4 separate regions of the Homo sapiens genome follow, and regions 1, 2 and 4 are each linked to region 3. Evidence: chromatin loops called from intact Hi-C (ENCODE). Cell type or tissue: PC-3. All regions are shown on one strand. Region 1 overlaps STAC (SH3 and cysteine rich domain). Region 2 overlaps STAC (SH3 and cysteine rich domain). Region 3 overlaps STAC (SH3 and cysteine rich domain). Region 4 has its middle 220 kb from the start of MIR128-2.

Region 1 (8,000 bases), 62 kb before region 3:
ATTTCTTTTTTTCCCCACAGATGCTTCATATATACAGATTATCCTGGTAAATAATTGGGGATACACATAAAAACACCTGAACCAAAGCATATACAAAGTACTAGGGAAAGCCACAAGTGGAAACAATAGTTCTACCTCAGGAGGAAGAGGTCAATGAAAGTTCCATGAAGAATGTAGTATTTGAGTTGGGTATTGAAGGATGAATAGGAGTTAATGACTCTCTACCAAACTATCTACAGTTCTTAGCAGCAATATCCTGTTGTGTACCAAGAATCAAAACATCCCATATTTTCTTTAAAATAAAAGCATGACAGAATCAATTTTTAATTTTCCAGAAGTTAATACATAGTGTACAGATTGCTCTAGCTTAACCATTGTCTCTCTTTTAATGAACTCCTCATTTAGGAGGCACCATATCCAAAAGGAAAATCAAATGGTTTCATGATTTGGTTTTCGTCAGAAACAGTATTTTAAAAGACTTCTCGGCCAGTTTATTCTTTTATTCCTGATTTCCAAATTATGATAGATCAAAGAACTGGTATCTTGGCAAAACCAGAAAATCTAGCTAGAAGGTTTCAGGTAAGGCTAGTTGATGAAAGAGGGGGAGAATAACTAAGTAAAGGACACCAGACAGAAATGCAATGTCAGGTATGCATTAAGTCAGACCTCCTTTAGGATTCTAGCTCTACCACTCACTAACTAGTTAATCTAGTAACATTGTTTAAACTCTCTGATCCTCAATTTTCCATCTGTTAAGTGAGGAATAATAGCTAACTTCAAAGAACCATGTTAGAGAAAGTGTATGCAGTCTCTACTTGGCAACCTTGAGCACAGTCCTGTGTCAAGTGACCTTGATCTTTATTATCTCTCAGTTTCAACCCTTCAGGAATAAAGATGAATAGTTCTTCTATGCAAAGGAAAGAAGAGGGAATCTGTAATCAGGATACCTGTGTTCAGATCTCATCTCTGCCCCATTCTTGCCCTATAGCCTTAGACCAAGCACTTCCCTCAGCTTGGAAGAACCTGAGGAACCTCAAGCCAGGTTCCTCAGCTATTAAAAAAAATAGCTGAAAACAACTTTTGCTCTACATTGCTGGTTTTCAACTGGAGCAATTTGCCTCATACTTTAGCAAATAAAAAGATACAACACCCAGTTAAATTTGAAATTCAGATAAACGACAAATTTTTTTAATAGGTCACTGGCAATATTTGGGACACACTTGTCCCATGCAATATTTGGGAAACACTAACACACAAAAAAATTTATTATATGAAATTAAAATCTAATTGAACTTTCTGTATTTTATCTGGCAACCCTACCCCCAGGGGACATTTGGCAATTTCTGGAGATATTTATGGTTGTTACAACTGTAGGAGAAGGGGTGCTGCCGGCATTAGTGGGTAGAGGCCAGGGATGCTGCTAACTATGCACAGGGCAGCCCTGCACACATACACAGAACAAAGAATTACCAGGCCTCAGTGTCAGTAGTGCAGAGGCTGGAAAACCTCGGTCAGAAAATGTGGATTAAAAAACATGCTTTGAAGTTTATAAAGCATTGAAAACTAACTAATATGGTTAAAAGTCCATACTACCCAAAGCGATTTACAGATTCAATGCAATCCCTATCAAAATTTTCAAATGTCTTTCTCATAGATGTATAAAACACAATTCTAAAATTCATAGGAAACCACAAAAAAATCCTGAATAGCCAATTCTTCAAAAATAATAACATTTCCTTTCAAAAATATGTAGTGTTTTATTTCTTAATATAAGAAAATATGCTCACTATGGAAAATGAGGAAATATGAGTAAGCAAAAACAAGAACAAGAGGAATTACAATTCCACAATCCAGATAGACATATTATTAACATCTTGGTGTGTGCCCTGCTAGACTTTTTTACATGTATGTATATGCATATTTTGAATGAGAGTTTTCTAAATATTTTGCATGTACTTTTCAATATTTATTTTTAGAATCATTTTATGAAGTTCCCCACCCAAATCCCATTGATATTTCAACTCGAATTCTGGTAAATCTGCAGAACCACTTGAAAATTGGCATCCCTTCAAGAAATGTTTTTCTTATTTAATAAGCATGCTGAGTATTATTAATATCAGACACCTTTGCATTTTTTCAAACTTAAATAGGAATTCATTCAGCAAATACTTATGGAGTATCTCCTCTTGTGCTAAACCCTGTTCTGAACACTTGGGATGCATCAATGAACAAACCAGGCAAAGATCTTCGCTCTCAAAGAGTTGACATTTTAACTGGGGAGACGATGGATGGATGATGGATGAATGGATGGATAGAGATGAATAGATAGGTAAGAAGGTGATTGATGATAGGTAGATAGATAATTTTCTAAGGTGATAAATGATATGGAAAGAAGGAAAATGTAAAACAAACAAGAAGAGAAAGAAGTGCAGAGGCAGGGGGCAGGTTGCAGTATCACATGAGGTGGTCAGAATGAGAGTCATCAAGAAGATAATATGAGTAAATTTTGCAGAAAATGAAGGAACTCCTGGGAAGAAGCATTCCAAGTGAATGAAACAGCTAGAGCAAACCTCAAAGCAGAGCATACTTGGTGTCTTTAAGTAACAGCCACAGGCCAGTGTGGGTCTAAAACAGAGAGAATAAAGAATACAGAGTAAAGGAGCAGAGAGATCTTGTGCAACTCTGTAGGCCACTGCAAGGACTTTGGCTTTTATTCTGTAGGGTAATTAACAGGACATGGATCTAATTATACTTGCAAATGGTTGGTGTTGCTGTTATGTGAAAAATAGACTTCAATGGCGTGGGGGCGAGGATTGACGCAAGCAGAACAGTTAGGAGGCTATTACAGTAATTCAGGTAAGAGATAAAGGTACAGCAGGAAGAATAGAGACAGGGTCAGATTGTTCATATATTTTGAATGACTCCAACAGGATTGATTTTCTACATGTTGGCTGTATGGGAAAAATAGGAGATGGGGATGCTTCCAAGGTTTCTGGACTAAGCAACTTGAAAAATGGAGTTTCCATCAACTTAGATAGGGAAACTGTCTACTATAAGTTTTGGAGTACGTGAAGTTGTGTAGATTCTGGAGTATGCATTGGGGGAAAATTCAGTGTTAGTCACGTTAAAATTGAAATGTTTATTTGACAGCCAAGCCAAAAGAAATAAGTGTCAAGCAGTCAGGTGTATAAGTAGGTCTGGAGTTTGAGAGTCTTGTCTAGATTAGAGATATAATTTTGAAATAATCATCATATAAATAGTATTTAAAGGCATAAGACCTTTGGATATGAGCCAGGGAGTAAGTATAGACAGAGAAGAGGACCAATGACTGAGCCCTGGAGCCCTCCAATGTTAAAAAGTTGGGTAGAAGAGGAGGAACTAGCAAAGGGACTGGGAAGGAGTGACCAGTGTGGTAGGTGTAAGCCAAGAAAATGTGTTGTCTTCAAAGCCAAAAAGGAAAATAGATTGAGGAGAGAATGATCAGCCTTGTCAAATGTTGTTGATAGCTCAATTATGGGAAAGACTTTGACTGTGGCACTTAGCCAAGTGGATCATGGTGTCTAGTAACCTTGATGAGAGCAATTTTTGTGGATGGTAAGGAAGAGATTCTAATGTTTCCACATTACATATCATAGAAATTTATTTCACATGTGTATTCCTTATTATAATAGGGAAGTACCCTTCTGTCCCATATTTAGTCACAGTTTATGTCAGAATGAGAAGTCTATTTATATGATTGTTATAATATAACAATTTTATATGATTGTTAGGTTGACAGCTATTTTTCATAATAAGTGATCTTTGCATTCCTGGGAAAAAAAACCTGACAAGATCATGTGACTCTTCTTTCTGTACAAGGTGGACTTTGTTTTGCTAACATTGGATTTAAAATTTTTACACTTATAAGTAAGATTGATCTGTAGTTTCTCTTCTTTGCTTCGAGAAATTTTGGTTTCATTTTTAGTGCAACTTATAAAATTAATTAAGAAGCTTTTTTGTTATATTGTGCAACTTCATAGAAGGGAATTCTCTCAATGATTTGATAAAAAGCTATTCTTACAATTGTGTAGACAAGGTACCTTTTGGCAGGGGTTCCTGAAATAATTTTTCTTTTAATTTCATCCTCAGTCATTAGGCTAGTAAAGTCTTCTCTCTGTCCTCCTTGCACCTTTGATGGAATATATTGGAGCCGGGCTTTGAATCCAGGAATGTGTGGCTCTAAAATCCATCCAAAATCCTGAAACACAAGAAGCATACGTCTGTGTCTATAACAAAATCTCTCATTTTAATTTTTTTTAATTTTTTTTGGTAGTTTTTCTTTTTTTTTTTAATTATACTTTAAGTTTTCGGGTACATGTATGTGCACATCGTGCAGGTTAGTTACATATATATACATGTGCCATGTTGGTGTGCTGAACCCATTAACTCGTCATTCAACATTAGGTATATCTCCAAATGCTATCCCTCCCCCCTCCCCCCACCCCACAACAGGCCCCAGTGTGCGATGTTCCCCTTCCTGTGTCCATGTGATCTCATTGTTCAATTCCCACCTATGAGTGAGAACATGCGGTGTTTGGTTTTTTGTCCTTGCGATAGTTTACTGAGAATGATGGTTTCCAGCTTCATCCATGTCCCTCCCTACAAAGGACATGAACTCATCCTTTTTTATGGCTGCATAGTATTCCATGATGTATATGTGCCACATTCTCTTAATCCAGTCTATCATTGTTGGACATTTGGGTTGGTTCCAAGTCTTTGCTATTGTGAATAGTGCCACAGTAAACATACGTGTGCATGTGTCTTTATAGCAGCATGATTTATAATCCTTTGGGTATATACCCAGTAATGGGATTGCTGGGTCAAATGGTATTTCTAGTTCTAGATCCCTGAGGAATCGCCACACTGACTTGCACAATGGTTGAACTAGTTTACAGTCCCACCAACAGTGTAAAAGTGTTCCTATTTATGCACATCCTCTCCAGCACCTGTTGTTTCCTGACTCTTTAATGATCGCCATTCTAACTGGTGTGAGATGGTATCTCATTGTGGTTTTGATTTGCATTTCTCTGATGGCCAGTGATGATGAGCATTTTTTCATGTGTCTTTTGGCTGCATAAATGTCTTCTTTTGAGAAGTGTCTGTTCATATTATTTGCCCACTTTTTGATGGGGTTGTTTGTTTTTTTCTTGTAAACTTGTTGGAGTTCATTGTAGATTCTGGACATTAGCACTTTGTCAGATTATTTTTAATTTATTTTTTTATTTCAATAGATTTTCAGGGAACAGGTGGCTTTGGTTACATAATAAGTTCTTTAGTGGTGATTTCTGAGATTTTGGTGTACCTATTACTTGAGCAGTGTACACTGTACCAATGTGCCGTCCTTTATCCCTCACCCCTGCAAACTCTTTCCCCCAAGTCCCCGAAGTCCAATGTATCTTTCTTATGCCTTTGCCTTTTCAAAGCTTAGCTCCCACATATTAGTGAGATCATATGATGTTTGGTTTTCCATTCCTGAGTTATTTCCATTCCTGAGTTATTGGAACAATAGTCTCCGATTCCATCCAGGTTGCTATGAATGACATTATTTTGTTCCTTTTTATGGTTGAGTAGTATTCCATGGTGTGTGTGTGTGTGTGTATTTTTTTTTTTACACATTTTCTTTATCCACTAGTTGATTGATGGGCATTTGGGCTGGTCCCACATTTTTGCAGTTGTGACTTGTGCTTCTGTAAACATGCATGTGCACGTGTCTTTTTCGTATCATGACTTTTCCTCAGGGTAAATAGCCAGTACTGGGATTGCTGAATCAAGCAGTACATCTACTTTTAGTTCTTTACAGAGTCTCCACAGTTTTCCATAGTGTTTGTACTCATTTACATTCCTACCAACAGTGTAAAAGTGTTCCCTTTTCACTACATCCATACCAACATCTATTTTTTAAATGTTTTTATTATGACCATTCTTGCAGGAGTGAGGTGGTATCACATTGTGGTTTTGATTTGCATTTCCCTGATAATTAGTGATGTTGAACATTTTTTCATATGTTTGTTGGCCATTTCTATATCTTCTCTAGAGAGCTGTCTATTCATGTCCTTAACCGACTTTTTGATGAGATTGTTTATTTTCTTCCTGATTTGTTTGAGTTCCTTGTAGATTCTGGATATTAGTCCTTTGTTGGAGGTATACATTGTGAAGATTTTCTCCCATTCTGTGGGCTGTGTGTTAACTCTGATGATTATTTATGTTGCTGTGAAGAAGCTTTTTAGTTTAACTAAGTCCCATCTATTTATCTTTGTTTTTGCTGCATTTGCTTTTGGGTTCTTGGTCATGAAGTCTTTGCCTAAGCCAATATCTAGAAGGGTTTTTCCAATGTTATTTTCTAGAATATTGTATTACTCAGGGTTCTCTTAGAGGGACAGAACTAACAGTACTAAAGGGGAATTTATTAAATATTAACTTACATGATCACAAGGTCCCACAACAGGCTGTCTGCAAGCTGAGGTGCAAGGAGAGCCACTCTGAGTCCCAAAACTGAAGAACTTGGAGACCGATGTTTGAGGGCAGGAAGCATCCAGCATGGGAGAAAGAGGTAGGCTGGGAGGCTAGGCCCATCTCTCTTTTACAAATTTTTCTGCCTGATTTATATTCACTGGAAGCTGATTAGATTGTGCCCACCAGATTAAGGGTGGATCTACCTTCCCCCGCCCACTGATTCAAATGTTAATCTCTTTTGGCAACACCCACCCAGACACACCCAGGATTAATACTTTGTATCCCTCAATCCAATCAAGCTGACACTCACATTCAGTATTAATCATCATAAATATTTATGGTTTCAGGTCTTAGATTTAAATATTTGATCCATCTTAAGTTGATTTTTGTATAAGGTGAGAGATGAGGATCCAATTTCATTCTTCTACATGTGACTTGCAATTATCCCAGCACCATTTGTTGAATAGGATGTCTTTTCTCCACTGTATGTTTTTCTTTGCTTTGTCACAGAGATCAAGTGGCTGTAAGTATATGGCTTTATTTCTGGGTTCTATATTCTGTTTCATTGGTCTATGTGCCTATTTTTATACCAGTACCATGCTGTTTTGGTGACTATGGCTTTATAGTATAGTTGGAAGTTGGGTAATATGATGCTTCCAGATTTGTTCTTTTTGCTTAGTCTTGCTTTGTCTATGTGGGCTCTTTTTTGGTTTCATATGAATTCTAGGATTGTTTTTTTCTAGTTCTGTGAAGAATGGTGTTGGTATTTTAATGGGAATTGCATTGAATTTATAGATTGCTTTTGGCAATATGGTCATTTTCCCAATATTGATTAAACCCATTCATGAACATGAGATGTGTTTCCATTTGTTTGTGTCATCTATGATTTCTTTCAGCAGTGCTTTGTAGTTTTTCTTGCAGCTATTCTGGAATGGATTGAGTTCTTTACTTGATTCTCAGCTTGGTCACTGTTGGTATATAGCAGAGCTATTGATTTGGGTACATTAGGTTTGTATCCTAAAACTTTGCTGGATTCATTTATCAATTCTAGGAGCTTTTTGGATGACTCTTTAGGGTTTTCTAGGTATAGGATTGTATCATCAGCAAATAGCGACAGTTTGACTTCCTTTTTACTGATTTGGATGCCCTTTATTTCTTTCTCTTGTCTGATTGCTCTGGCTAGGTCTTCCACTACTATGTTGAATAGAAATGTTGAAAGTGGGCATCCTAGTCTTGTTCCAGTTCTCGGGGGGAATGCTTTCAACTTTCCCTTGTTCAATATAAATGTGGGCTGTGTGTCATAAATGGCTTTTATTACCTTAAGGTATGTCCCTTCTATGCTTACTTTGCTGAGGGTTTTAATCATAAAGTGATGCTGGATTTTGTCAAATGCATTTTCTGTGTCTATTGAGATGATCGTGTAATTTTCATTTTTAATTCTGTTTATGTGGTGTATCACATTTATTGACTTACATATGTTAAACCATCCCTGCATCCCTGGTATGAAA
Region 2 (8,000 bases), 110 kb before region 3:
TTCAAAATTTTGCAGATTTAACTTCTCACAATAATATTTTGGATTTATCAAAAATCTACATATGCCCATGGGAGTATAGCATATATGTGCTATACCAGTTAAATATATTAACTGTACAAGTTAAAGATAATTTTGACTAAAAGTAACAGACAGAAAAACCTAACTTACAATAATTTAAGCAAATATGGGTCTGTTTTTCTTACATAGCAAGAAGTCTGGAGGTGGGAAGTGGCTGTCTTAGTTCAACTACTCAGCAAAGTCATGAAGATCTTCCTTTGCTCAGCCACCTTGTCTGGTTGGTTTATGTACTCTTGCTTATTGCATTGAAATGGCAGGAGGGCTGCTGTAGCTTTTGACATTACGCCTATGTTCTGGACAAGAAGGAAAGAAAGAAAGGGAGGGACAATCATGTTCTCTCTTTTATTAGGAAAGCAAAACTCTCGAGAAATCTACATTGGATGTACATTTCATTGGCCAAAACTGTCACATGGCCATTTCTAGCTGTAAGGAAAGCTGGATACATTGCTGTTCCAAGAAAAATAGAGGTTTTTTTTTTAAAGGGAAAGAGAAGTAGGAATTGGAAATTGGGTATACAACTAAAAGAGTCTGCAGTGGGAGGAAAGAAAGCCTTTCGGGGGAAAAAAAGACTGAGAACTGCTTTAAGAAACATACAAAGTGCCAAAGATATTCTTCTACATTGTCATTTGTCAGTTTTATTCTTTCACATTTAGATTTTTAATTCAACTGTAAATTTCTGTGTGGCATGAAGAGACAAAGGAATCCAATTATCCTAAACCATTCTTATACTCACAAAATTCTACACACACTCACTCACCTGTTTCAGGGCTCTATGTTTGATTCAATTCCATTGATATATATGGTTTTACCTAAAATATTACGTATTTTTTTAATTCCTATGGTTTTGCAGTATGTCTTAAAATCTGGTTGGGATATCACTATCTTTGCTCCTCTTTCTAAATAGACTTAATCCAATCTACAAGGAATTTACAAATTTGGGGTGGTGAGGCATACATTTCGTTATGTACCCAGTAGTCATTCAGGAGCAGGTTGTTCAGTTTCCATGTAGTTGAGCAGTTTTGAGTGAGTTTCTTAATCCTGAGTTCTAGTTTGATTGCACTGTGGTCTGAGAGACAGTTTGTTATAATTTCTGTTCTTTTACATTTGCTGAGGAGTGCTTTACTTCCAACTATGTGGTCAATTTTGGAATAGGTGCAGTGTGGTGCTGAGACGAATGTATATTCTGTTGATTTGGGGTGGACGGTTCTATAGATGTCTATTAGGTCCACTTGGTGCAGAGCTGAGTTCAATTCCTGGATATCCTTGTTAACTTTCTGTCTCATTGATCTGTCTAATGTTGACAGTGAGGTGTTAAGTCTCCCATTATTATTGTGTGGGAGTCTAGGTCTCTTTGTAGGTCTCTAAGGACTTACTTTATGAATCTGGGTGTTCCTGTATTGGGTGCATATATATTTAGGATAGTTAGCTCTTGCTGTTGAATTGATCCCTTTACCATTATGTAATGGCCTTCTTTGTCTCTTTTGATCTTTGTTGGTTTAAAGTCTGTTTTATCAGAGACTAGGATTACAACCCCTGCTTTTTTTTGTTTTCCATTTGCTTGGTAGATCTTCCTGCATCCTTTTATTTTGAGCCTATGTATGTCTCTGCATGTGAGATGGGTTTCCCGAATACAGCACACTGATGGGTCTTGACTCTTTATCCAATTTGCCAGTCTGTGTCTTTTAATTGGAGCATTTAGCCCATTTACATTTAAGGTTAATATTGTTATGTGTGAATTTGATCCTGTCATTATGATGTTAGCTGGTTATTTTGCTCATTAGTTGATGCAGTTTCTTCCTAGCATCAATAGTCTTTACAATTTGGCATGCTTTTGCAGTGGCTGGTACCAGTTGCTCCTTTCCATGTTTAATGCTTCCTTCAGGAGCTCTTTTAGGGCAGGGCTGGTGGTGACAAAATCTCTCAGCATTTGCTTGTCTGTAAAGGATTTTATTTCTTTTTCACTTATGAAGCTTAGTTTGACTGGATATGAAATTCTGGGTTGAAAATTCTTTTCTTTAAGAATGTTGAATATTGGCCCCCACTCTCTTCTGGCTTGTAGAGTTTCTGCCAGGAGATCAGCTGTTAGTCTGATGGGCTACCCTTTGTGGGTAACCCGACCTTTCTCTCTGGCTGCCCTTAACATTTTTTCCTTCATTTCAACTTTGGTAAATCTGACAATTATGTGTCTTGGAGTTTCTCTTCTCAAGGAGTATCTTTGTGGCATTCTCTGTATTTCCTGAATTTGAATGTTGACCTGCCTTGCTAGGTTGGGGAAGTTCTCCTGGATAATATCCTGCAGAGTGTTTTCCAACTGGGTTCAATTCTCCCCATCACTTTCAGGTACACCAATCAGACGTAGATTTGGTCTTTTCACATAGTCCCATATTTCTCGGAGGATTTGTTTGTTTCTTTTTATTCTTTTTTCTCTAAACTTATCTTCTCGCTTCATTTCATTCATTTGATCTTCCATCACTGATACCCTTTCTTCCAGTTGATCGAATGGGCTACTGAAGCTTGTGCATGCATCACGTAGTTCTCGTGCCATGGTTTTCAGCTCCATCAGGTCCTTTAAGGACTCCTCTGCATTGGTTATTCTAGTTAGCCATTCATCTAATCTTTTTTCAAGGTTTTTAACTTCTTTGCGATGGGTTCGAACTTTCTCCTTTAGCTCGGAGAAGTTTGATCGTCTGAAGCCCTCTTCTCTCAACTCGTCATTCTCTGTCCAGCTTTGTTCTGTTGCTGGTAAGGAGCTGCGTTCCTTTGGAGGAGGAGAGGTGCTCTGATTTTTAGAATTTTCAGTTTTTCTGTTCTGTTTTTTCCCCATCTTTGTGGTTTTATCTACCTTTGGTCTTTGATGATGGTGACATACAGATGGGGCTTTGGAGTGGATGTCCTTTCTGTTTGTTAGTTTTCCTTTTAACACTCAGGACCCTCAGCTGCAGGTCTGTTGGAGTTTGCTAGAGGTCCACTCCAGACCCTGTTTGCCTAGGTATCAGCAGTGGAGGCTGCAGAACAGCGAATATTGCTGAACAGCAAATGTTGCTGTCTGATCATTCCTCTGGAGGTTTCATCTCACAGGGGTGCCCAGCCGTGTGAGGTGTCAGTCTGCCCCTACTGGGGAGTGCCTCCCAGATAGGCTACTCGGTGATCAGGGACCCACTTGAGGAGGCAGTCTGTCGGTTCTCGGATCTCAAGCTGCGTACTGGGAGAACCACTACTCTCTTCAAAGCTGTCAGACAGGGACATTTAAGTCTGCAGAGGTTTCTGCTGCCTTTTTTTCAGCTATGCCCTGCCCCCAGAGGTGGAGTCTACAGAGGCAGGCAGGCCTCCTTGAGCTGCGGTGGGCTCCACCCATTCCAGCTTCCCAGCCACTATGTTTACCTACTCAAGCCTCAGCAATGGCAGGCGCCCCTCCCCCAGCCTCGTTGCCACCTTGCAGTTCAATCTCAGACTGCTGTGCTAGCAATGAGCAAGGCTCCGTGGGCGTGGGATATAATCTCCTGGTGTGCTGTTTGCTAAGACCATTGGAAAAGCACAGTATTGGGGTGGGAGTGACCCAGTTTTCCAGGTGCCATCTGTCACAGCTTTGCTTGGCTATGAAAGGGAATTCCCTGACCCCCTGCTTCGGCTCACCGTTGGTGCACTGCACCCACTGTCCGGCACCCACTGTCTGACAAGCCCCAGTGAGAGGAACCCGGTACCTCAGTTGGAAATGCAGAAATCACCCATCTTCTGCGTCGCTCACGTTGGGAGCTGTAGATTGGAGCTGTTCCTATTTGGCCATCTTGGAACCGCCCTAGATATTTAACTCAACTGTAAATTTGTGTGTGACACAAGGAGAAGAAGGAATCCAATTTGTCCTAAACCATTCTGATATTCACAAAATTCTACATGCACTCACCCATCTGTTTCGGAGTTCTATGTTTACATTCAATTCCATTGATATATATGGTTGTATATGGTATTTTATAAATATCTATTTATTAAAAATAAGTATCATGTATTTTTAACATTCTTGTGGCTTTCTAGTATGTCTTAAAATCTAGTTGGGCTATTACTCTCTTTGCTCCTCTTTCTAAATAGGACGTTGGCTCTTTATTCTGGTTCCTTTATTCTGTAATATAATTTTTATTGCAGATGTTAATTTGTTCAGTATCCTTTGGGAATTACTTTTAATTTTTATAGTAACTTGGAAAGAATTGACTTACTAAAAATGTTAGTCAGGCCAAGCATGGTGGCTCATGCCTATAATCTTAGCTACTCTGGAAGCTGGTGTGGGAGGATCACTTGAGCCCAGGACTTCAAGACCAGCCTGGGAAACATAGTGAGACATGGTATCTCCAAAATTTTTCTTAAAATTAGCCAACCATGGTGGCACATGCCTGTAGTCCCAGCTACTTAGGAGGCTGAGGTGGGAGGATTGCTTGAGCCCATGAGTTTGAGGCTTCAGTGAGCCATGAGCTTGCCACTGCACTCTGGTATATCATTCATAAACATGGTATACCTTCCTATTATTCAGGTCTCTTTATATACACTTTAATAAAACATTTTAATCATCTGCACAAAGTTATCCTTGCTGCTATTCAGTCCTTCTCTTGGGCTCTTTATATCAAGTCTTGTATTTTTTATGCCCATCATCTCCAGTCGGTTCCCTGTGAAAGATTGCTTATTCTTGCATCATGCCTCTGACATTGCCCCTTAATTCTTTAGGATATGTATTATGCATATATTAAGTTTATATTCTATTCTGGCCCAATCATTGTCTTCTCTATGCCATGTTATTTTTTCCTGAGGGCTATATTCCCCTGGGAGTATTTGCTGCCTTGGCTGGTAATTTGTATGTGGTCAGGGAAGCAAAAGCACAAGCCATTGAGCATGTCCCTTGCTCTTATTTGAGGAGTGAGTAATGCACCAAAGAGCAGGCTTCCTCTGGTACTGTTACCTGGATTCAACCACTCCCTGTTTATAACCCCCATCACCCAACCAAGTAATGCTGCTTTTCAGGAAACTTCCCTGCATTTTCACATTAGGCACTTTTTTTTGGCCAGGGAGAACTTTGGGGCAGGTCTTTGGCCTACTCCTGATATATCTGCCCCCCATGGCACCAGGCATCCAAAGATTCTCTGCGGCCCCACAGCCTCCAGTGTGCCCCAAACTGGCATTGCTGCATAAATGCTCTGCATGGACAAGAGTGTAGGAGGCAATGAACTTCCTAAAGCCATGTAGGAGAGGGAAGGGCCCTCCTTAAAACATGATACCCTGTGTATGCCATGGTGCTCAGCTCTCTTCTAAGTTTAAGATGTTTTTCCCATATAAATGGAACCCAAAGGCCTAGTAGTGTCTCTCTTTTCCTGTGTCCTTGGAGCCTTCAACCTTCTTCCTGTCTATGTAGCACATCCAGGAATGGATTCAGGGGAATCAGCATAGTTTATGTTCACTCTTCTTACAGTCCAGTGTACTTATACACACACAAACACTCACACAAACACACACACACGTATATAAATTTTTCTATTGTTTGCTTTACGGTTTACAGCCAGAGTTCTCAGAACAATGTAAATAATAGTCTTTGTTCCTAGAATAAACCCTATTTGACCACAGAATATAATTGAAAAACATATTTATTTGGTTTCCTAGTATTTTACTTAAAGTTTCTCTTTGTATTTAGAAAGGAAATTGGTTTGTAGAATGTGGATGTTTCTATATTTCTGTTCACATTCTCTTCACCGGGTTCCAGCAAGGGAATAGTATAGGTTTGAAAAAAGATGAATTGGATCTATGCTATGGGACAGATTATGTATTATAGAATTTATGTGTTCCTTAACATTTTGGAGAAACTTGCCCATAAAAAACCAGTCCAGCCATTCCTTTGCAGATAATTATTTAAAAATCATTTTCCATATTTTCTTTGATGTTTAAGCTAATCAGCTATTCTTTCATTTTTAAATTAATTTTAGCAATTTACATTTTCCTAGAGAGGTTATTTTTTAAGGCCAAATATTCAAGTATATGAGTGAAGGTTCTCAAATCATTTGCATTTGTGGTTATACCACCTTTCTTATTCTAAATTTTGTTTTAGTGGGATATTTTCTTTTCCTATTGATTAGACTAAGTAAATTTTTCTATTTTAACATTTTTTTCAATAAACTAGTTCTTTGATTTATCTATTTTATGATTTTTCGGTATCTCTCCTGATTTCTTAGGCCTTCCTTTGTTTTTCTTTTTATAATTTTTTAGTTGCTTCTTGCTTCATCAATATGCACTATTTCCTTTGTAACAATGAACTCTTTAATGGCTTTGAAGTTACTCTTAAATACAACTATGATTGTATCTCTTAAAGTTTTTACACTTATTATTTTCATAACTATTTTTTAATACCCTGAAACAGAAGAGGATGTGTGTGTGCATGCATACATGCTAATGAGAGGTGAGGATTAATTTCCAGTTGTTTAGGTGTTTTAATGTTTGCCTTTGGGTTATTAAATGATTCCACAGTTCTGTGCTAATAGAATGTGGCTTGTTTAATCATCTATTCTGAGGAACTCATTGAGAATTCCTTTGTGGTTTCTCATAAGGTAATTTTTGGTGAGTGTTTCCTAGGCACTTGAAAATAAAATTTATTTACTGAAGTGTAAAAATCTTAATACTCTCGATTAAATCAATATTATAAGTTCAATTGTTCATATATTTTATACTTTCTTTTACAGTGTGAGATTAACCATGGATTGAAGGATATCAAAGTATTTTACTACTGATTCATTTCTTTCTATTTCTTCTTATAGTTTAAAATATTTATCTTTGACCTGATGTGGTGGCTCACGCCTGTAATCCCAGCACTTTGGGAGGCCGAGGCGGGCAGATCACCTGAGGTCGGGAGATGGAGGCCACCCTGACCAACATGGAGAAACCCTGTCTCTACTAAAAATACAAAATTAGCCAGACATGGTGGTGCATGCCTGTACTCCCAGCTACCCGGGAGGCTGAGGCAGGAGAATGGCTTGAACCTGAGAGGCGGAGGTTGCAGTGAGCCGAGATCGCGCCATTGCACTCCAGCCTGGGCAACGAGAGTGAAACTCCGACTCAAAAAAAAAAAAAAAAAGAAATTATCTTCAATAGTCTAATGTCATGTTATTTGGTGCACAATAACATAATTGTTTAAACTTCATTTTGGATTGTACCATTCACCACTAAGTTTGACTCTGTCTCACTAACTTCTTTTAACTTAAATTCAATTCTATCTAATATTAATACTGCAAAGCCCTCCTCTTTCTCAGCATTTGTCATTCTCCTTCCTAATTCTCTTATTTGTTCTTTAGGAGTTATTTTGGCTTTAGTGTGGCTCTTTGAAACTGCATTGTAAATTTATTTAATTGGAACATAACCCATTAACGTTTACTATGCAGAGGCAAAGGGAAAAACCTCTCCTTCACCCCCTAAAGGTTCACTGAAAAATCAACACACAAAAGGCAAATGAGTAGAAGAAATGGCATACAAATTTGTTAGTGTGTGTGTGGGAGAATCACAGAGTGATTGTACCACCACACAATGGGGTAAAGATGGTTATACACCCTTCTTCTTAGGAGAAAGGGAGATGAGGAAGTGTGGATGACATAAGGGGGCAGCACATGATTTTTAGGGGAATTCAACGGGCTTGAAGAACATACAATGGCCTGACAGAAAGTTTTTTGGACCACCCTCAGAGCAGACAATGGTTTATAACAAAAGTCTGTTCAGGTCAGGGAAGAAGAACTGTTTTCTTCTTTGGCAGGTCCAGACTTTAGGCAGATAAGAGGACTTCAGAAAACAACCTCATCCTGTGCTTTGGAAAACACAGAGGATTGAGAGACAGGAGCAGGGGAAGGCCCGAGACACCATAAGGCTGCTTCTTCAGCTCAGCCTGTCAAAGCACCATATTTGGGGCA
Region 3 (8,000 bases):
CCTGGGTAATAGAATACTAGGTCCAGCTCCTGGGCCCTGATACACCTTTGTGGTCACTACGTGGAGTGGACAAGGAAGGGGAAGAGGGACAGTATGAAGAGAGGGAGAAGGTTTTCCATAGCTCCGAATCACACCAAATGTTAGCGTCTGAAGCCACTGAAGTCAAGGCTATTTCATTAACCAACCATCCCTGCCAAAAACCTAATGAGACATAAACGTAAAAGGCAATGATTAGAATAAATCTTCTAATTTACAAGTGGAAAAATGCAGGTTTACATGAAAATTAGCAATTTTAAGCCCTACTGTATATCAATCACAGTGATAAAGACTTAACTTTGAGGCCAGGCATGGTGGCTCGTGTCTGTAAGCCCAACATTTTGGGATGCTGAGGCAGGAGGATCATTTGAGGCCAAGAGTTAGAAACCAGCCTGGGCAACATCGTGAGATCCTATAAAAAATTTTAAAAGTTAGCTGGGAGTGGTGTCATGTACCTGTAGTCCCAGATACTTGGGAGGCTGAGCAGGAGGATTGCTCAAGCCCAGGAGGTAGAGGCTGGAGTGACCCATGATTGCACCATTGCACTCCAACCTGGACAACAGAGTGAGACTGTCTTTAAAAAAAAGAAAAAAAAGATTTAACTTTGCAAAGTAAATATAGCTCACAATAATTTATCATGCATAATATATAAGTATATAAATATAATTGAGATAGCCAATCCTCAAAGAGACATGTATTTGGGATTTTTGTTTGGGATCAGTTCTATATTTGTTTGTCATCTCCCCACCATGCTAGCATTTGCTTCTCCCTCAGGGATGACCCTTACTTTAAACAGTTTATTGTCTTTATCCTTTGAAATTACTGACATCTTGAAGGCAGTAACTATGTCTTTACAATAACAGCCACCATCTAATGGGCGCTTATCTAAATATGCATTACAAATATTTTGTCATTTAGTCCTCAAAAAATATTGATGGGGTAAGTGCTATTATCCTAACCTTACAGATAAGAAAACCCAGGCTTAGATAATTTTTTTGATTTTTGTATCCCCCAATGCACACCCAATACCTGATGTTTTATAAACATTCAGAAAATACTTGAATGTCATAGAGTTTTCCTAGGATAAATGAGCAGAAATGGAGGAGTGAGACAAGACTCCTTTTCTTTGAATTTTAAAACATTCAGAAAGCAAAGGCCCTAGGGCATTCTGCTTTTACCATGTGCTTCCCAAAGTAGGGCCAATCTGAGGTCTCAGGTTGTCTCAGATAGTAGAGAAAATGTTTCTCTCAGAAGCAGTGTCCTCATCTGGAGGGTGTCGTGTCTCCTCTCCTAGGAATTTGTGCTCTACTTGGGGATTGGAGAGAGGCTGGGCTGGGCGGGGGATGCCTCAGGGCAACTCATACTCCTTCCTCCAAGACCCCACCCTGGAAGATCAAACCATCTTTCTAACATCTTGCAGAATAGTTCCATGTAGCTGGCCAAGCTCAGCTCATATCATTCATACCCTTTGTGTACACTGAGTCCCTGCAGACAGTTTACCTGGTGGTGGAAGAGATGGTTCCAATGCCCATATGAAAAACTGAGAAATAAGAGAGACAGGACTGCTGAGAATGAACCCAGAAAGCAACCATTGGTTCTCACGCACATGTGTGCAAGTACACACACACTCAAAATTAAACCCTGTCCTCCTCACTGGTAAGCCATAATTCTGTAGTTGCTTTTGTTATTTTATTCTAATTCTTGTGAGCTCACAGCCCTTTCACCATTTCAAGAGTTCCTATAAATCATTATATAACTAACTTGCAAATCTTCCTCTGGGCCTATGGCAAATTTTACTGAGCAAACAAAAGCAAAAGGCCAGCTGTGGTGCTCTGACCTCTTTTCACTAAAGGAAACTGATGCTTGAATTGTTTATGAATTGCATTATACTTTACATCATGGTATACAATTGTGGATTACAATGTAAGCAAAACCTTTACCTGAATGTACAATGCTCTGATTGAACTAAGCAAAGGAAATGTTTTTTAAGTAACTGGGGGCCCATCAAGTTGGTCCCAAGAATTTGGAAATAGAGTTAAATTGTAAACTCTAGACGTAATGTATCAAGAACATAAAGTCTCCTAAAAGCAAGAGAATAACTATTAAGCCAGAGAAGGACTTTTCTCAAATGTGCCTGTAGTGTGATAACCTGAATGAAGAATTATTCCATGGAAAGGGCCTGACAGCCACAGAAGCATGAAACAACTGAGGGCAGAGTCATGGATTAGCCAAGTCTAACCTGGGGAAAGGAGAATTTTAAGCATTAGGCCACCATTCCTTTGGGACCAATGGCACGGCTCTCCCTAAATTGAGCCAGTTGGCAGAATGTTTTCATTTGTTTCTTTGATGACATCGCACAACACACCAACACCATGGCAAGAGAAGATAACTAAATTAAGAAAGGGTTCAGAAGAAAACTCACAGTTGAGAGTGAAGGGTTGCCACTAAGGGCAACACAGAAGGTTGCTGTGGGAGTCAGGGTAACAGGAAGCTGGAGCTACAGTAGGCAGATTATGTATGGCAGGCTGTGGGGTAGGCTAGGTTTCCAGGGGCTCCCTGTAGATTGATTAATTTGAATAATTTTCACAGGTTCCAGGGCACAGGGGATGTCCCACATTATCTAGTACCTGGCTCTAGAATGGGACATTAGGGGTGGTACAGAGTGGCCCAGAGTACAAGAGCCCCCATCAAGGAGTTGTTGGGGTGCGGACTTAGTCAGCTGCTTAAGAAGGGGAACTGACCAGCCTCCAGCTAGAGCCTCAAAACTGGGTCAAGACTAATTTTTAACAAATAATAATAAGCGGGCCAGGCGCGGTGGCTCACGCCTGTAATCCCAGCACTTTGGGAGGCTAAGGCAGGCAGATCATGAGGTCAGGAGTTCGAGACCAGCCTGGCCAACGTGGTGAAACCCTGTCTCTACTAAAAATACAAAAATCAGCCAGGCATGGTAGCGGGCGCCTTTCTTCCCAGCTACTTAGGAGGCTGAGGCAGGAGAATCGCTTGAACCTGGGAGGCAGAGGTTGCAGTGAACTGAGATAGCACCACTGCACTCCAGCCTGGGCGACAGAGTGAAACTCCATCTCAAAAAAATAAATAAATAAATAAAATATATGTATATAAAAAATAATAAGCTATGTTACACAGAGTGGTTTCATCTTGCATGCCTACTCAGATCCACCACCTAGAGCCCAGTGTTGAAAAGGATTCTAAATCAGAAGGCAGGCTCTGTGGGAAAGAGTGCTGAGATTGTTGGGTGATGCCTGGAAGGATATGGGGGCAGTAAAAAATCCCACAAGCCACAGATTTGCTGGCCTAGATGTTAGAGAGTTACTACCTTGGATTCAAGGGCTACCCTCGAGCAAGATCCTCTCTATAGTGAAAAAGAGGCATTAGCTATCTCTGCCAGGTACTTAGAGCGTTTGGCTAATCTCAAGAGGAGTCTACTGGTCCTTTTTGGCTACATCTTCTAACTTCCCTCATAGTCCTTATGCCAATTTACAATTATATACTTAATAATTATACATATGTGATATGTTTATTATTAGTATCTATTTATTAAGTTTTTTTATCTATTTACTTGTTTATTGTCTATCTTTCTCACTATACTATTAGCTCTAGTGAGGATTTTATTCACCAGAGTAAACCCAGTGCCTAGTAAGATGACACTCTTTCAGAGCCCACATTCTATAAATATTTGTTGAATGAGTGGGTAAACAAAAACCAAAGAAATAATAAATGGATAAATAAATCACTCACCAAGCAATTTTCTGATCCTGGTGGAGCTCTTTTTTAGGAAAGGACAGAACCCTCATCACACTTCCAGAAGTATGTCTGGTATTTCTCATAAGATTATAGCCTGTTATCCCAGTGAGTGCCTTATTCTAATGTGTAATTCAGTTAATGAGGGTCAAGTGCTGGGGACTGTCCACCTCTAGGCACAGCCAAGAGTGAGTCTCTCAGTAGACTATAAAAATAGAGGTCGGATTGAGGCAGCACCCTCTTTCACCCTTAGGGAAAGGTACCTCCCACAGTCTGCCTCTTTCACTCTTAGGGAAAGGTACCTCCCCCAGCTTTATTCCCTATTTACAGTTTCTGCCAGAGCAGCAGCAAAGTCATTGTGTTTGATACTGACTCATGGTTTCTTAGGTTACTGGTTTAAATAAAATCTGCTGGGGCTTAGAAGATTTTTCTACATTGACTTTCATCCTTGCTGCTTAATTAAATCCCTGACCTGGGAAAGAGTGATTTTCAGCCACCTCGCTTTCTGCGGCATCAGCATGAAACTGTGACTGTTGAAATACCAAAATGCCAGTTGTGCTTAATGCTGCAGATGTGACAAGCCTGTTATATTTGGAATCCCTGATGAAGATAGATATTAACTGAGAATTGAAAATGACAGCAAAGGAGATTGGATCAGAATAGCAAAATGAATACGCAAATCTACTTTTGCTCCAATTCCTAAACATGTCAGAAAATACATTTTTTTTAACACATCTATAACAGTACTAGAAAACAAGAACGCATGCTAAGAGAGAACCAGAAATCTTGGGAATTTCCTCGCAGACTACAGCAAATGCAGTTGAATTGTGAACAATGAAGATGACCAGAGACCAAAGAATACTCAGGACAAAACAGCTATAGAAGGGGGAGCACATTTAAAGAGACCCGGAATGCACAGGACTTCACTGAAAAGCGTGAGAGTCTGCAGTGGATTGATTGCATTAATGGCCCTAATTATTCACCCCCCCTCCCCATATTCATGCCCCTGTCATGGGACTTTGCAGTTCCTCCCAAAACAGAGGTGGATGGAGCCTGTTACCCTATCCCTTGAGTCTGAACTGGCCTTGAGACTTGCTTTGGCCAATGAAATGAAGCAAAGTGACAATGTGTCAGTTCTGGATCTAAGCCTTAGAGGCATCATGTGCTTTGCATGTTTCCACGCACTGCTCCTGAACTTTGATCATTGCTATGAAACTGACCTTCCAAGGAATGAGAAATGTGGAATAGGGCAAAGTCACCCCAGTCACCTCAGCAAAAGCCAGCCAACACCCAGGCCTGTGAGTGAGCCATTGGGGTTTTGTGGCTGTTTATCACACAGCATTACTGTGACAATACATAAGTGATACAGTCTCAACTGTATTCATAGCACCGCATTACTACTTATAATGAACAATTGGCAGCAATGATGTTGAACTCCAGAATTAAGCCAACACCTATACTCTAAAGAAAAAGAACCCATGCCTAAGGAGGGCTCTTATGTGAGCATAGAAGCCTGGGAAATAAGAACTGTGTTGAGATAACTCTGGACCTTCAGACCTTCTAGAGGGCATGGAAAAAAGGAAAAGGCAGCTCTACTTAGGAGAAAAATAAGCTGACCTTTTCTCTCACCAGTGGTAAGAAAATCCTCCTTGCTACAGCTATTAGGATAGGAGGAGGAGGCGGCACCATACTGCTTATCTGCTATACGTTCAAGTATCCAAAAGGGAGGAGACGCACCAATTGACACACGCTGCTCCCTTAAACAGAGCCTGTAAATAGCCCTTGCACTTGAAAGGGAGACCCATGGCAGACCATAGGTATAGAATAGCGGAGAAGCCTGTCCACATCCACCTACCTCCATTTTCCATTTTCAGTCTTTCATAAAAAGAGATAACCAAGAAACATTAGATTTTAGAAAAAATACTTGACATAAAAAAGAAGTAATAAGATAAAGGATAGGCCAACTAATTTCAGAGGAAACAAATATTCAGTAAAAGAAAGAAATATTGTTTTGAAAATATAATAATCTCTATACAATCCATTATAACATTGCATCCATGATGGAAAGCCACTTTCAGAACTCTTTCAGAAAAGAATAAGGAAATAATGAGAAAGAAAGAAAAATTTCAGAAATAATAAAGAACCCTTAGAAACTATTTTTTTCTAAAAATGTTTTCTGAAAACTTTTTCTAAAACAATTCTCAGTATTATGATAAATAATAGAAGACAAGCCCAAATACAAAATAAATGATCAGGAAAATAAAATTGAGAAAAAAATTTAAGAACATAGAGGAAAATAAGACTGTAAGTGTGTAAGAAAGACAAAAAATGTGAGGATGGATTCAGAAGGTCCAGTATGTGTTGACAAGAAGTTCCAGAAGGAAAGAAGAGAGAACATCATAGATGGGAGAAAAACATGAAAGAAATAGTAGAGAAAGTTTTCCCAGTGTGAAAAATAACAGCCTTCCAATTGTCACAGCTGTGTTGAATAGAAAGAATTAAACAACAAAAACACATTAGTCTTCAGCCAAACCCAAGTAATTCTTGATGAATGATGTAGAATGTTGACACACACACACACATGCACACATACACAAATCTAGTACAAAACTCCAATTACACCAGCATAAAAGATGGCAGACAGGAAAAATGGAGCTAAGCAAAAGTGTGCTAGGTTTTGAGAGGGTATTGGGAAGGTGTAGATAATGATAAAGATAATGACCAATTCTAGATGTCAATACTAAACAAAAAAAATACATGAACATATCTATGTATAAATGTAAGTGTGTGGGAAGGAGTCTAGAAGGACACACAGGGGACGGGAGGTAGATCATGGGGCTGAGAAGAAGGGAGATTTGTATCTTGAAATTTTGGAGCTTCATGATCATTTATGTATCAAACTACAGGTAACAGTTATTTTTGGCTGGGCTGGATGACTCACGCCTGTAATCCCAACACTTTGGGAAGCCGAGGCGGGCAGATCGTGAGGTCAGGAGATTGAGACCATCCTGGCCAACATGGTGAAACCCCATCTCTACTAAAAATACAAAAATGATCTGGGCATGGTGGCAGATGCCTGTAATCCCAGCTACTCGGGAGGCTGAGGCAGGAGAATAGCTTGAACCAGCGAGTCAGAGGTTGCAGTGAGCCAAGATCATGCCACTGCACTCCAGCCTGGCGACAGAGCGAGACTCTGTTTAAAAAAAAAAAAAAAAGAGTTATTTTTAAAATACAGCATAAAATCATGTTTGCCTTCAATGTGTAATACAGCTATTTTCTTGGTAGGAAGAACTGGTAAAAGTTATATTTACTTTATTTCTATTTCTTTTAAGACTATTTGTGTAAATGAGAAATGATTACTCCTGACTTTAAAGTATGTTATTTTTCTTTTTTTTTCCTTTACCTAACTCATTCATTCTTCATTTTAGGCCAGGAGACATAATTACTCTTTTAGAGGATTCCAATGAAGACTGGTGGAAAGTAAGTGTTCCTCTTTCTTTAAAAAAAAAAGAGAAAATCATTTGGTAACTATTATAATACATGCTACAATTGTGGATGCATGCCTCCTTTTTCCTTTCAGGGGAAAATTCAAGACAGAATTGGCTTCTTTCCAGCCAACTTTGTTCAGAGACTACAACAAAATGAGAAGATTTTTAGATGTGTTAGAACCTTCATTGGGTGTAAGGAACAGGGGCAGATAACACTGAAAGAGAATCAGGTGAGTAAACCACACAAACACATTCCAGATATGAGCCAAATAGGGTGTCATTTTAATAAACTTAATAATATGTATAAATCTGAATGAGTGGGGTCACATTCAAAGTATTCACTTTGAGAAAAGATATACTTACTCCAATGATGTCAGTGTTGTAGGAGCTAAACATGCAAACTAAAATTTTAGGAATCTCACTTGGTGATACCTGTTCATAAACGAAACGTGATAGTGGCAGGCGACGACATCTCGTCCCCCATGCTCTTCTCAGAAGACCACCGGTCTCTGATGTGGACAGCTTCTCTCATTTGGGCTCTGAGTTAGCGTCCAACAAAGGTGTGGTTAATTCTTCAGTGCTCTCTAACAAATACTTCGTTATTAGTTGTTGCTATTAGGAACCTCTTGGGTTTTCTTATCTGGACTCCAAGTCTCTACCTATTCACTGAAGCCCATAACACCTTCATATCATTGCAAAAGACACGGACTAAATTTA
Region 4 (8,000 bases), 560 kb before region 3:
CTTTGGATATTTGTTTAGTGTTTATGTGAAGGTGTTATTAATAATCAATTATATATTAACAAAAATTAGATATCTCTTCTTTATCAAAAATAAAGAATTTTTACATGTGCTAAATATAAAATAATTTTTAACATATTTGTATTTATCTTTCATTTCACCCTTTTCTCCACTAGTTATATTTAAATGGTGTTACTCATTGGCACTCAGAATAAAGTTAATTTACATGAATATACTTCCAAAAATCATGTTCAAGCTGTTTTAAAGTTTCTTTCTGGCTTTTGTACTGGAAAGCACCGTTCTGAAGGTCTTGTTGTTCCTTCCTTTCCTCAGTGATTTTCCAAACCAGTCATCATTTCAGCAATTGCGTTATTCTGTTTTGCATTGCTATAAAGGAATACCTGAGAATGGGTAATTTGTATAGAAAAGTGGTTTATTTGGCTCATAGTTCTGCAGGCTGTACAAGCATGGCAGCAGCATCTTCTTTGGGTGATGCCTCAGGAAACTTTTGCTTATGGTGGGAGGTGAAGAGATAGCAGACATGTCACATGGTGAGGGAGGGTGCAAGAGAGAAAGGCGAAGGTGCCAGACTCCTTTAAACAACCAGCCCTGGCAAGAACTAAGAGAGTGAGCACTCACTCACTACCACAGGACAGTATGAAACCATTCATGAGGGATCTGTCTCCATAACCCAAACACTCCCATCAGGTTCCACCTCCAACATTGGGGATCCCATTTCAATGTGAGATTTGGAGGGGACAAAACCTTCAAGCTACATCAGCAATCAAATGAAAAATTTTGAAATGTATATATTGACATAAATTGCTTTTTTTCCCCTGAAGACATCACTGTAGCATGCAGGAAGCCATGCAGTTTTATGATATCCATGGTTCATGAGTACTGACTTTACGAAAGGCTGGTTGCAATAGTGGCAACATGCTAAGATAAAACTCCTCCCAGGAACCAGATATTGCTAGCCAAGAATTGTTTTTTCAATTGTTAAATTCACACTCTAGGATTCTGTTGACTTCAGCTGGACTGAATCCAGATTACATTTCACTAGGTACATGAGAATTCTGCACGGAAATCTAAGTTTATGCTTGTGGTGCTTTTATGCTCCTATGGAGTGGCCACCTGAAAATTGCTGCTCTGGTTTATCCTTCAACCAGCTCTTGGTTTCCATTACGCTCACTGAGCTAAAGCTTATGTTTGGAAGTTCTCAGACATTTTCTCTGTTTAATTGATTTGATGAGAATTTTTACTTAGACTGCTCATGTACTGATGAATGCCTGATGAAGATAGCCACAGTCAAAAGCCAACAAGGCAGCAGTGATTCCCACACTAGATACTAAGTACCTAAGTGCATTTAGTAGCCTTTGTGGAAGGAGAGTGATGAAAAAAAATTGAGTCCTATTTTAAAAGATTTGTCTTGCTCTACTGACATCACGGAGCTGCCTTGAATGTTGAATATGTTTGTATATATAAAAGTACCTTTGCAAACAGAGGTGCTAGTTCATCATTAGTGTCTGGAACAATAACTTCCAATGGTTATCCTCTCTACTTTCCATTGGTAGGAATGAAAATACCAATACTTAGGTAAGTATCAGGTATCACATGAAAATCAATATCTGCTTTGACTTTTTCCAATCCTTTTTCTTTTCCACTTATTCCTCCCTAAGAGAATACTCAAGAAAGTAAGTTGTAAAGTGGAAGTTTTACTTAGTCTCTACCCAGATGGCATAAATATTTCTAAGTAATTTTTCTTTATAGATAGTAGTCAAACAACTGAAACATTATCAGAGTTATTTTAAAAGCTACCCTTCTACCCTACCCCCCAAAATATGTTCTTGAGGCTTTGATAAATAGAAGATGGATTTTGTTTTTATTTAAAATATAAAACTTCAAATTTGCCCAGGACTTCTCATATTGAGCTGGGTGGGGGGGGCACTTGAAACTTAGGAAGTTAATAAGAAAAAAGTTAGACACAACTGAATAGTCTCAGTTACTTATCCTTAGAAATTTAAATCAAATCCTATAACCTTTTTAAGGTACAACCAATTAAAAAAGACCTTAGTGTGATACAGAACATTTTGAGGGATGATTTGCAAAAGCTTATAACAGTAGATAGAAAGACAGCATGCTATTTCTAAACAAAGCAATGTAAAAGATTCTGATGTAGAAATGTTTGCAAAGGAGTAAAGCAAAATTGAAGGTGAGAAATTGCTATCCAAAGTGTTCTATTGTGTTTTGTGTGATTATAATCACTTTGGGGAGAATGAGAAAAAGAAGCAGAGGGACATACTGGAATAAGCAGGAGGAAGAAGGCAAAATCATTTCCTTGAATGTGAGCTCTATTGTTGAATACAGAAAGTCCAACAGAAGGTAAGAAATCATATGTAGAGCTAAGACAAGGGCATAAATGAGTAGATAAGTGGCAGAGAATGGGGCTGAGTTTCTAATATTTTTATATGCACTGTGTGGATAGCTTAACATTGAGAATAATGTAGGGAAGCATTGTTAACTGTTTAGACACCATAACTTCAGACTCATGATTCAGTTTGGGCAGAAAATAGCACCAAGCAGGAAGAGATAAGGGAAGAAAGGAAAAACAAAATTAAAAAAAATATATTGATTAGTACATCCTGACACATCGTTAAGTACTTTACATGACTTATCTCATATTGATGTCATTCACTATTTTTCTCCAGTTATGAGTAATACTATTCTTAATGAAACTTAATATAGAAAAAATAAAAAGTATTTATAATCTCACTACCTTACATGTCTGTAAACCACATAGATTTCATAGAATTTATGCCATAAAATACAGCGTTATACATAATGGTTGGTTTTTGTCTTTTTTTTCTGCTTGCCATGGTCCTTGTCACATTATTACCTACTCATGGAAAAACTAGTATTTAATGACATCCCTTGATTATTACCTTGTAAGTTCCTTGGAAGATGATATCAGAATTGGTCTCAACCCTATATCAAATATCTATATTTATTTTTCGAAACTTTTTCTTCAAAATGCACTATAACAATAAAAAAAAAAAGCAGAGATAATGCTAGCTTCTCCTAACACTTTCCTGTAGAGAAATTTGTGGATCAACTAAGAATGAGCCCTCACTGATTACATGGCAAAATGTATCCATGTGGATACAAACCTGTCTTTGTGGCTAATGATGACAATTTTAAAAATAATTATAATTTGGATATCTGTATTTTCTCTGTTTACTATTTCATACCAATTGCCTTCTGGATATAAAATATTTAATCATACACTCAATCATAATTAAGCATTTCAGGATATTGGGTATGATTATATACAGTAATAAAGGGGTGATGTTAATATGATAGTTTTTCGTGCTGCCTCAGTTATCTGGAAATTATGACAGCCAAGTCACATTAGCATGTTATTGCTCTCTGAGGTTAATAGCATGCTATTTAATGTGAAAAACCAATAAGATAAGCTGGGCCTCTTTTTCCTAAGGTTAAAATGACAAAGGGCATGGACTTCTATGTAAATTTTTTTTATATAGAATCTAATTAACTGTATTGATTAAAAATATAGTTATATTTTGAAATAGGTAAATATACACACACACACACACACACACAGATAGTATTTTCTGCTCCTTTAAGCTTCTATTGTAGTAAAAGGCAGAACATTGAGAGAGAATAAAGCCAGGCTAGAATCAACCCTAACCCTAACCCTAATATGTGTGCGTGCGTGTGTGTGTGTGCGCGTGTGTGTGTATTTATCTATCTATCTCATAAATATAATAGGCAATGTGTTTCTAAGTTTCAATATGTTACTGGGGGATGACACAATAATAATGCATTCAGATATGAAAGGAAAGGATTTAATCCTTCCTTACAAAGGGAATAATCTGGAATTCATAGAGGCTGTTCAAACAGTCAGTGTCAGTTGGTTTAGTTGCTCTAAATTACAAAGCCTCCTAGTATAATTGTACATATAAAGTTGGTTGGTTTTACTGAGCCTTTTCCTTGGTTTCCAATAAAAACAAAGAATATCAAGCAAACAAAAACTAACAATGGGTTGTTGCCAAAAAAGTTGTTCTTAACACTGAACAAAAAAAGAAAAATGTAATTTTGTATAATAGCATCTCTTCTGCTAAATCATTATCTCACATTTATTAGATCCTTAGCATTTTTATCTTATAATAAACACTTTCCCTTTCATTTTCCTATCCTTTAAGCTCCTTTTGTAGTAAAAGGCAGAACGCTGAGGGAGAATAAGGGTAGAATCAATAGAATAAGTTTTACAGTGTCAAATAGACCAAACTTGGTTCAATTTATAAGACAGGGTAGATGTTTCATTGCCAACTTGAACTAGATCTACACTGAGGCCCATTTATTTCACAGAGCTGATAGAAAGTTTTCTTGTTGCTGTTCCTAAGGCACAAAATTGATTTCTCTAAATGAAAGTGTAAAATTATTTCAATAAAATTGCTGGCACCCTTTTTTCTTTACTGTAAGCTCAACATGTAAAACCATATTTAATTCAGCATTTCCCTCTCTCAGTTGTCAGTACTCCCACAATAGAAATGGCATTCATTTTTAGGCACAGTGAGTGAACAAAAGAATCGAGAATCTACATTGCAAAAAAGCTATGAACTGGCTTACTTTTTCTGATTACTCTGGTGTGCATAGCAATCCCGTGCTGGTGGAAACTGTTTTGAGAACATACCCACATAGAACAGGAGATGGAGCTCTTGACTAACATGAATTCAAGTTGCCTACCATCTTTTTAGATTAACATCATTTACTTTATCCTACACAATTCAGAGACTCCCAGAAATCAAGGCTAAGTAATTTCCCCTGATTATCAGTTATTTGTGTTAGGAAGTATTCAATTTGGGGAATTAAAGTCCTTCCAGACTCAGGGTCATTACTTTAAAACAATGAGAACTTGAAGCAGAAGCTCTGAGTCCCAGAATTGTGAGATTCAAGGAAATCACTGCACTGGGACAATGCTCCACAAAGAATGTGTGTGTGTGTGTGTGTGTGTGTGTGTGTACCTATGACAAAGGTAAGCCTTGGCTCTCTTTGACACTAATAATTGATCTTAACAGTCTCATGTAAAGTATCTGCAAATGCAGATTTAAGACCCTTCTTTTAGCCAATTGTTCCATCCAAAGTCCTTTTATATAAATAGTGGAACTGCTTCTGGGGTCTGTTGATTGACTGACTTTTGAAGATGGCCACACATGGCTTCTGTTTCTTTTCTGAATATGATCTTTTCTTCTCAATATTCCCATTTTGTTTTCCAGCTTTATTCTAGGTACATTTTCTTTCATTGTTTTTCTCTTTATATTCTATTCTAATGGTATGAAATAATTTTGGAAGTAAAAACCCCTCACAGTTCAAAAGAAGGAAGTGAAAGGGCAGAGTTTTAGGCATTATTCTTTGTGGCAAAATACTAAAGAGACAATTATTTCTTAGACTTGTGAATAATTGTATTTGCTGGACTTTTCTTCCTGTATTTGGCCCATTAGGAATTTTCTAAATTACTCATCCATGTGTTGAAGTATAACCCTCTTTAGAAAAAGCTTCTGTGACACCTTAACTGAAACCACTACAGTTCAAGGTGAATATATGAGAGGTCCCCATTGGACAAAACACTCTGCATAAAGCGCCTTGGAAATGGCTCTTATTAGCTCATCCTCTTTGTTTCATTCCTAGTGAAGTCACTCACTGAAGAGGGAGTCAGCAAAATGCTAGTTAAGTAATAAACAAGGGTGAGAAAGACAGGTTAGACCCCCACTCACAGCATCTCATCTCAGCTTTTGCAAACTTGAGTGAACTTCATATAGAAATTACCTGTGTTTCTAAGCCAGGCAACTATGGACAGCGCTCACACTTACCACTAGGTTTCTGAGCCCATGAAGCAGTCTTCTCTTTGCAGCCTCTAAAAAACAGTGCTTCCTTCAATTTAAGTTTTGGGTTAGGAGAGGATCCAAAAGGGTTTTCTTTGCGTCCTCCTGAAACAGTAACACTAGAGGTAAAAAATGGCTTGATATTTATTTATAATCACTAAAAGGCAATAAGGTAAGGCTATTATCTTCAATGAAGATGTATTCCATGCAACCCACTGTGCCAGATATATTGGCATATATTTTCAGAAGAATACCTAGGAGATTGTGTTATCCTATAAATTGTATAATAAAAAATCCTGTGGCTAAAACCTTGCTGTGGAGCAGAGGTGACACATATGCAGACATGATACAATGTCTGTGCAAAGTGTGACAAGTCACAGAGCATCAGTGGCAAGGAGGGAGTGCAGCAATGGTTGGTGTCAGCAATGGTCAGGAAGGACTTCTGAAAAAGGGAAGTTTAACCTGAATTTTGAAGGATGGATAGGATACCCTTGGACTGACAGGACAGGAAGGAGAAACTGAAGACAGAGAAGAATAGGGTCATGCTGCTGGCAGATGAAAGCACAGGGGCATGGAAGAAAGTTATGAGGAGTCCTGTTTTTGCAGAGTGTGAAAGACTGAAGTTGGGGGCATAGAGAAGTATGCTTTTGAAGTGCTTGCTTGTGCTACCTGTTGCTCACTCTTAATCACATAAGTGATAGGGGCATGGTAAATGGTTTGCAGACTTACTCCGAAATTTCTCTTACTATGTGGAAAGGAAAGAGGATACTGTTGTCTCAGTGCCTCTTAAGTCTCCAAGATTCCTAGTGTGGTGAGGATAACATTTGAATTGGAGTTTTTAAGAACTTGAGGCTGTTAGGCATATATTTTTAGAAAAATGTTTCACATGTTTTCTAATTGTAGTGAATTTGTTATGTAAAGAAGTTCTACGTTGTTAGATACTGTGAATCATGTGACATATTTGATTTGTAACAAGCCAAAATCAGAGTTTCTTACATTGAATAACATGGTGCTTTTTTGGAAATGGATAATGCAGAGTGCTCATTATAAATGTGCACAACATATCATTTGCCTGTGAATAAGCCTATCAGTAACAATTTATATGTGATACTCTGTCAGGCCTGGTGATAAGCAAGCTCCTTTAATGGAGATATAGCCTGTGTAGTTTCAGTTGGTGGCATTTGTGGGCACTATTTGACAGGAACAAGGAAACAAGATTATTTTTGGTTGCAATTTACTTAATTTATGGGAAAGAAATATAGCAACAAGAAACTGTGAACCTAGACTTAGGAGGACTTCAATGGAGTACATTTTAGCATTATACTTTTGAATTCTATATGAGGTATTCTCTGTTTAATCTCTGGTGAAAACAATGCTTACATTGTGTGGTTAATTTAGGACTTAATAGAAAAAAATAAGTATTTTCCTGAAAACATAGCATGTTCCTTTTTTATAAGATAATCTATAATTGTCTCCTTTATATTAGCTGTAAAAATCACTTATAATTAATCACAATGTCCATATTAGCCTGGCATTTCTTATGTTTATATTCTGTTATTGCTCCTTTAGTGATCCTATTTAAATTTTAGCAATAGTACTATAAAAGAGTCTGTTATATATTAGAGATACTATTTTTCTTCTTTCTCTTTTCTTTTATAGGGAATGATATTATCATTTGCTCCTAGTGTAAGTATGATCTGAAAGTTACAATGAAACTTATATTCATTTGCTGATGAAGACTGGTCCCAGTGGTTTTCCATAATTATATAGATGTAATATTACTAAGCATCTATTGCTGGGGGGAAGATTTGAGAAAGGCAATAAAAGGATGTTAGGAAACTTTTTAGATTTCTATCATGGATGCCCTTATAGCCAAATCTAGTCACAAGTAAAAAAGTAGGTTAATTTGGAGGGCTTTTTTGAGAGAGAAAATAACAGTACGCATACTTTAAATGTGTAATAAGAGTAATAGCTTTTTAAAAAGAGTTTGAGGGGTCTTGAAATTTATCAAGTCTAATAATTTCTTCTTACATATGAGAAAATTGAAATACCAAGGGATTAATGACTTTCTGAGTATCATGCATTAGAACACAGATTTTT

Evidence for each region. A loop is a pair of places that touch in the nucleus more often than their neighbours do. Peaks named below come from ENCODE experiments on the same cell type or tissue, not always from the same donor. Only the 100,000 strongest peaks of a DNase experiment are listed, where the experiment ranks them.
Region 1: it touches region 3 in a loop (5-fold over the local background); 2 of 110 quality-filtered maps call a loop at or near these places.
Region 2: a loop joins it to region 3, with 5 times the contacts of the local background. A loop is called at or near these places in 2 of 110 quality-filtered maps.
Region 4: it touches region 3 in a loop (5-fold over the local background); 2 of 110 quality-filtered maps call a loop at or near these places.

What each region holds. Positions count from the first base shown.
Region 1 is chr3:36,459,193-36,467,192 of GRCh38, forward strand. All of the region lies in intron 2 of STAC (SH3 and cysteine rich domain), which reads left to right. Among named protein-coding and RNA genes, the nearest start is that of STAC, 83 kb to the left of the region's middle. In PC-3, no CTCF peak of the experiment used is centred here; no DNase peak of the experiment used is centred here.
Region 2 is chr3:36,411,888-36,419,887 of GRCh38, forward strand. All of the region lies in intron 1 of STAC (SH3 and cysteine rich domain), which reads left to right. The region is part of intron 2 of LOC124906227 (a long non-coding RNA gene); the gene reads right to left. Among named protein-coding and RNA genes, the nearest start is that of STAC, 35 kb to the left of the region's middle. In PC-3, no CTCF peak of the experiment used is centred here; a DNase peak (open chromatin) is centred at 4,964; H3K4me3 peaks cover 413 bases; H3K27ac peaks cover 1,982 bases.
Region 3 is chr3:36,521,473-36,529,472 of GRCh38, forward strand. It overlaps STAC (SH3 and cysteine rich domain), which reads left to right. Exons shown (of 11, transcript NM_003149.3): 9 at 7,224-7,275; 10 at 7,376-7,513. Among named protein-coding and RNA genes, the nearest start is that of STAC, 140 kb to the left of the region's middle. In PC-3, no CTCF peak of the experiment used is centred here; a DNase peak (open chromatin) is centred at 4,139; H3K4me3 peaks cover 332 bases; H3K27ac peaks cover 1,252 bases.
Region 4 is chr3:35,961,377-35,969,376 of GRCh38, forward strand. No RefSeq gene overlaps it. Among named protein-coding and RNA genes, the nearest start is that of MIR128-2, 220 kb to the left of the region's middle. In PC-3, a CTCF peak has its summit at 4,728; a DNase peak (open chromatin) is centred at 4,715.